Regions from separate parts of the Homo sapiens genome. Here region 1 is linked to region 2. Evidence: chromatin loops called from intact Hi-C (ENCODE). Cell type or tissue: adrenal gland. All regions are shown on one strand. Links, peaks and the distances in the headings refer to the core of each region. The heading gives the core; the rest is flanking DNA.

What was found. Hi-C counts contacts between places; a loop is a spot of excess contacts. Peaks named below come from ENCODE experiments on the same cell type or tissue, not always from the same donor. Only the 100,000 strongest peaks of a DNase experiment are listed, where the experiment ranks them.
Region 1: a loop joins it to region 2, with 2.7 times the contacts of the local background. A loop is called at or near these places in 7 of 110 quality-filtered maps.

The regions. Positions count from the first base shown.
Region 1 is chr7:90,426,640-90,429,553 of GRCh38, reverse strand. No RefSeq gene overlaps it. Among named protein-coding and RNA genes, the nearest start is that of CLDN12, 25 kb to the right of the region's middle. In adrenal gland, for the core only: a CTCF peak has its summit at 1,598 (motif pointing right); no DNase peak of the experiment used is centred there.
Region 2 is chr7:90,243,565-90,246,478 of GRCh38, reverse strand. It overlaps CFAP69 (cilia and flagella associated protein 69), which reads right to left and starts at 1,305. Exons shown (of 23, transcript NM_001039706.3): 1 at 935-1,305. The coding sequence starts at 1,054. It overlaps LOC107986819 (a long non-coding RNA gene), which reads left to right and starts at 1,348. Exons shown (of 2, transcript XR_007060423.1): 1 at 1,348-1,402; 2 at 2,400-2,914. RefSeq lists an enhancer at 1-440. In adrenal gland, for the core only: a CTCF peak has its summit at 1,394; a DNase peak (open chromatin) is centred at 1,378; H3K4me3 peaks cover 1,752 bases; H3K27ac peaks cover 810 bases.

The DNA of each region.
Region 1 (2,914 bases), core at 204-2,703, 180 kb before region 2:
ACTGGGTAATTTATAAAGGAAAGAAGTTTAATGGACTCACAGTTCACATGGCTGGGGAGGCCTCACAATCATGGCAGAAGGTGAAGGAAGAGCAAAGTCACGTCTTACATGGCAGCAGGCAAGACAGCTTGTGCAGGGGAACTTCCATTTATAAAACCATCAGATTTCATGAGACTTATTCACTACCATGAGAACAGTATGGGAGAAACCACCCCCATGATTCAGTTATCTCCATCTGGTTCTGTCCCAGACATGTGGAGATGACAATTCAAGGTGAGTTTTGGGTGAGGACACAGTCAAACCATATCAGAGGAGATGGACATTTTAAATATGACATGAAACTAAAACTATAAAGGAAAATACTAGTAGTGGACACAGTAGCTCACACCTGTAATTCCAGCAATTTGGAGGCAGGAGGATTACTTGCACCCAGGAATTCGAGACCAGCCTGGATATCATAGTGAGATCTTATCTCTACTAAAAATAGAAAAAAAATAGCAGGGTGTGGTGGCACACGCCTGTAGTCCCAGCTACTTGGGAGGCTGGGGTGGGAGGTTTGATTAAGCCTGGGAGATTGAGGCTGCAGTAAGCTATTATCATGCCACTGTACTCCAGCCTGGACAGCTGAGTGAGGCTCTGTCTCAACAACAACAAAAAAGGAAAATCCTGATATACCTGACTATATAAACATTAAAAACTTTACAAAGCAAAAAATAGTCACAAAGCAAACTAAGAAAAATATTTTCAATGCAAATGACAGTACATTTCTTCAATATGCAAAAACCTTTTACAAACAAGATGCTTATGAACCAGTAAATCTTTAAAAAATGGGATGAATATGTATGTTGGCGCTTCACTGATAAATAAATACCAATGGCCAAAGAAAATAAAAAACAAAGAAAGAAAGGAGAAAAATGGTGGGGCAGAGGCGGGGGGTGGGGGAGCCATAAAAAGATAAGCTCTCTCATTCATTAAGAAATAAAGACTGGCCAAGCGCGGTGGCTCACGCCTGTAATCCCAGCACTTTGGGAGGCCGAGACGGGCGAATCACAAGGTCAGGAGTTCGAGACCATCCTGCCGAACACGGTGAAACCCCGTTTCTACTAAAAATACAAAAAAATTAGCTGGGCATGGTGGCGGGTGCCTGTAGTCCCAGCTACTTGGGAGGCTAAGGCAGGAGAATGGCGTGAACCCGGGAAGCGGAGCTTGCAGTGAGCCGAGATCGCACCATTGCACTCCAGCCTGGGTGACAGAGCGAGACTCCGTCTCCAAAAAAAATAAAAAATAAAAAATAAAGACTAAAACAAAAATTAACATATTTGATAATACTCATTGTTGGGATGATGAGAAGAAATATGGAAGTTCGAATTGGTACAAACTTCTTGGGAGGGTGAATTGGCAACATCAGCATTCTAAGTACACATATCCTTTCACTCAGAAATTCTACTTCTCCATCTTTATCTCATATAGTTAAGTATATAAAATGTACAAGGATATTTATTACAGTATTTGAATAGCAAGTTCTCATTTAAGTGGATTTAGCTAAGGAAAATAGCGTATGAAACCATTTCTTGGCATTACTTAGGTTAGCCACTAGATGTCATGATTGTTCCACAGAAATAAAGCTATAGCCAGGTGTATAAATCAAATTGGGAATACTTTTGTTATGTAGTCCTTCACTTTAAAATAAGTAGTTCTTATACATGCCACCCAGCACAACTCTAAAACAAGGACAGTTTGCCACATAACAAAATGATCTTCAAAATGCCTTTTAGATATCTAAAGAAATCTCAGTGAGTTTTCATATGCTTTCATGAGGCTTTAGTCTCTTAAAAACGCTAAAATTGGGTAGGTTCATATGGTGTGATCTGGGGGCTTTCGGGGGAACTCAGGCTTCAGAGAATCTCACCTCTAACATGTTTGTCACCTGAAATCTCACCACTGAAGATTCATTGTGGGGAGGTTAAAGTTTCCAATCTTTAGAAGTGGCATTTATTTTTTATTTTTCTATATAGTTTTAAAAAACCTTTGGCTTCAGCCAACCCTATAGGAGTGGCATTTTAAACTGTAAAATATCTCTGCGTGGAGTGACCCCCTCAAGTACTATTGCTGAATCGTTTTAAAGATTCTTTGGGTTTTAAACAAGAACGAGGCCCACGGTGAATAAAATATAAGACAGATGCCCAGGAAAAGGGACAGGGTGGGTGACAGTGCACTAGGAAGAGGTGGCTTTAGCCTGGGCTCTTATGTTCACTCTGGTGTCCCTTAAGCTAAATATGACACAACTCAGTGTGACCTTACTACTGAGAAATGTGAAAACATGAGAAAACCTAAGGCCCTAGATAACATTTAGCTTATCAAAATCCATATCATCACAGATGCTTCCTGATGCTCTCACATAGAGCTGCATACTTTATGCTAATGTAAAATAAATCATCACAAACAGATGAGGAAACAGATATCACTTATTTGTTCCTGTACTCATAATAAACTAATCATTAAAACAAGCATTCAAACCAAATCCACATTTAGTTTCTGATTAAGAAGTTCCAAATATAAGAATTGCATGTAGACGTAGGGCTAAATAAGTATTTGGCCATAAAATAATAATCTTTTTTTTTTTTTTTTTTTTTGAGATGGAGTCTTGCTCTGTCACCCAGGCTGGAGTGCAGTGGCGCGATCTCGCTCACTGCAAGCTCCGCCTCCCAGGTTCACGTCATTCTCCTGCCTCAGCCTCCTGAGTAGCTGGGACTACAGGCGCCCGCCACCACGCCCGGCTAATTTTTTTTTGTATTTTTAGTAGAGACAGGGTTTCACCGTGTTAGCCGGGATGGTCTCCATCTCCTGAGCTCGTGATCCACCCGCCTCGGCCTCCCAAAGTGCTGGGATTACAGGCGTGAGCCACCGCGCCTGA
Region 2 (2,914 bases), core at 303-2,802:
AAGGAACTCTCCAAGGCTCCAGGATGTGAACGCAAGAGACAGGGTTCCTGACGCAGCCTGAGATTTGAGAAGCCTCAACAGGAATTCCCACAGTGGCCCCACACCATTAGTGTGAGGCAGGACAGGGTTCCTCCAGGAATTCGCGGCTTTTAAGGCACGATCAGGGCTCTCTGGGGGATCAATGGAATCCTAGTAGGAAACAAACAACTTGGGGTTTCTAAACACCTCCGCCTCGAATAGAGATCCAAGGGCCTCAAATGGAATTTCTCAACAGATCAACTTCCAAGAGTGAATTTTGTATTCATAACAAAAGCAAACCCAAAACCAAATACAGTACAAGCATAATAAAACAAATCAACTCTATTCTCTCCCGGTTCTCTCCGACCCAACGTGTAACAACCAGCTTCCAATTTCATATTTTAAAAATGCTTAATTTCTAATTTAACAGCGTTTTCCTCCCCTCTGGGTGCAGGCTTTAGTCGCAGCAAATTTAAGCATGGGAAAATTTACATCTATATCAAGAACATCACTCGGTAACAGGGATCTACGTATTAAAAAGTTCAGTTCAAACTGATCAGGTCATCAAATCAAGATTTTGCTAAGAATGATTCCTTTCCTCCCTGTAGCTCTATGACCACTTTTCGAAGAAGCGCGGCAAAACCCCGCCTACTCAGTTTGCTAGGACCCTCCAGGAGGACCACACAGCGCTGGTCCCCAGACAGGATGGTTGACAACAGCCAGCCCCTCGCAACCGGTGCAGTTCGCAGGGGGTGGGGGATCAGGATTAGCTCTGCGCTTGGAATCTCCATCCCGCGGCTTCCCCCATCTTCACTCCTGTCCCCAGTTCCACCCTTGCCACCCCCAGGTCTGGACCCCGTCTCGAGACTTCACTCCCACCCCCTCCACCTCTGAAAGCACAGACACCTGCTCATACCTGCGCCTCATCGTCCTCCGTCACCACCCCAACCACCGGGATTTGACTGGAACTGCTAGACTTGTTCCTGATGCCGGATTCCTGGGCCTCGGCGGTCGCCCCGGCTTCCTCTGTCCACATGGCCGGTGGCGGCGGGGTGGAGAGTGGGGGGATCTTCCTGTCCTACAGTGCGCCCGCAGCCGCTGGGCCCAAAGAGGCCCCGCCACCGAGAAGGGAAGGCAGCCTGAGAGTCGCTAGAGTCGCGAAAGGTCCCAAAATTCCGCCAGGGGCCTAGGCCACCGCCATACAGTCCGCTTAGCGCCGCTGCCGCCCCCCAGTTGACCCAGACCTCTGATCCCGGGCCGGTTGTTAACACAAGCCAGCGCGTTGCTAGGGGGCGGGGCCAGAGGCTACGGAAAGCCGGAGAGCCAAACCACCCCAAAGCCTAATTGCACTCCGCGCCCGGCAGGGCGAGTTTGCAGGCTTGCGGTAAGGAGCCTGCAGGATGCACCTCGGTAGGTAGCGGGGAGTGGTGCCTTAGGCTCCCGGTGTGTTTCGGTCTTCATAGTCTTGCTTCAAACAGGCATGAGTGGGTGGAGGGGTGAGGGATGTCTATGGGATACGTTAGGCGTGATACGATGGACGGATAGTGTTGAAAGCGTTTCTCTCACCCCAGGGAAGTGACCAGTCTCGCTTACATTCCCCAGCTTTTATCTGTACTTTAGTGGCCCAACTGGACAGTTAAATAAACAAACATAAAAGGTATTGTACAGAATGTTAAAAGGCTTTTGAGTCAGTTTATTGAATCTAGAGCGAGTTATCCCTTGAAGTCTCACTTTTCTCATCTGTAAAATAGGACTGTTGTGAGGATTGAATGAGATGACAGTGTTTGTTAAGTGGTGCTTGGCACAGCATCCCGTATGGTCAAGATTATCATTATCTTTATTACTGTTTGAGAACTAAAAATTAAATCCTAAGCCCCACAACCGACTGAACGGACCCCCTTTTGGCCAAGAGGACCCCCGATAAACCTTAAAAGCTGAATTCCTCGCCCTGACGGGACGGAAGGACGGACACGCCTCGCTATACCCCCCTACCTCCTCCCTTTTCACGTCCCCCTCACCCCTGGTTTTTTGAGACAGGGTCTCACTGTGTCCCCCAGGCTGGAGTGCAGTGGCAGGATCGTAGCTCTGCAACCTCCAACCTCTGGCTCAAACGATCCTCCCGCTTCAGCCTCGGGAATAGCTGGGAGTACAGGTGCACATGCCACCAAGCTCGGCTCCCCCTCCCTTTGAGGGCTTAGACTCAACAACTGACCAGCATTAATGTTAAAATGGAGATCAGAAGGCTAACAGAATGGACTCTGTGGCAATAACAAATTATAAGCAAGACCTAAGGCCATGCCAGGCAAGAGTTAAGTCACTCACACCTACACTTAAAGAATAACCTTTGTTTTAACTGCTGCAATGTTTTTATTTTTCTCTAGCTGTTAAATAAGAACTGCCCTCGACATAAGCAATATTGAAATAATTGCAGCTCATCCATGGCCAGATGTTGACTAACAAGACCCTCCTGTTCCACAAGTCATAACTGCAGGTTTGATTGGACAAGGGACCGATTCAGTAACTTTCCCCTGATAAAAGACCACCCACTATGGACTGGTTCTGGCAGGTTTACAGAGACTGAGCACTAGTACATTCATGTCTCTGCTTCTCCTTTTGATGTATAGGGACTGTAATGCATTTAAATGTTAAGTTTCCACTCCACAGTGAGCATGGGATGCATGTCACATGCATGTTTATTCAGCACCCCTCTTAGTGAAGATTCACAGCTCTTCTTACAATCTGTTGAATATGTCTGTTTAGCCAACTCATTCAGCATAAAGCTTCTGCTCCAACCCCACCTCCTTCAAAGTGCCTGTTGACTGTCTCTGTGGGAGCCTGGGCTTCCCAGCCTGCAGAATGGCCAGCCTGCAGGTTGTAACTCATTATAAGAAACAAA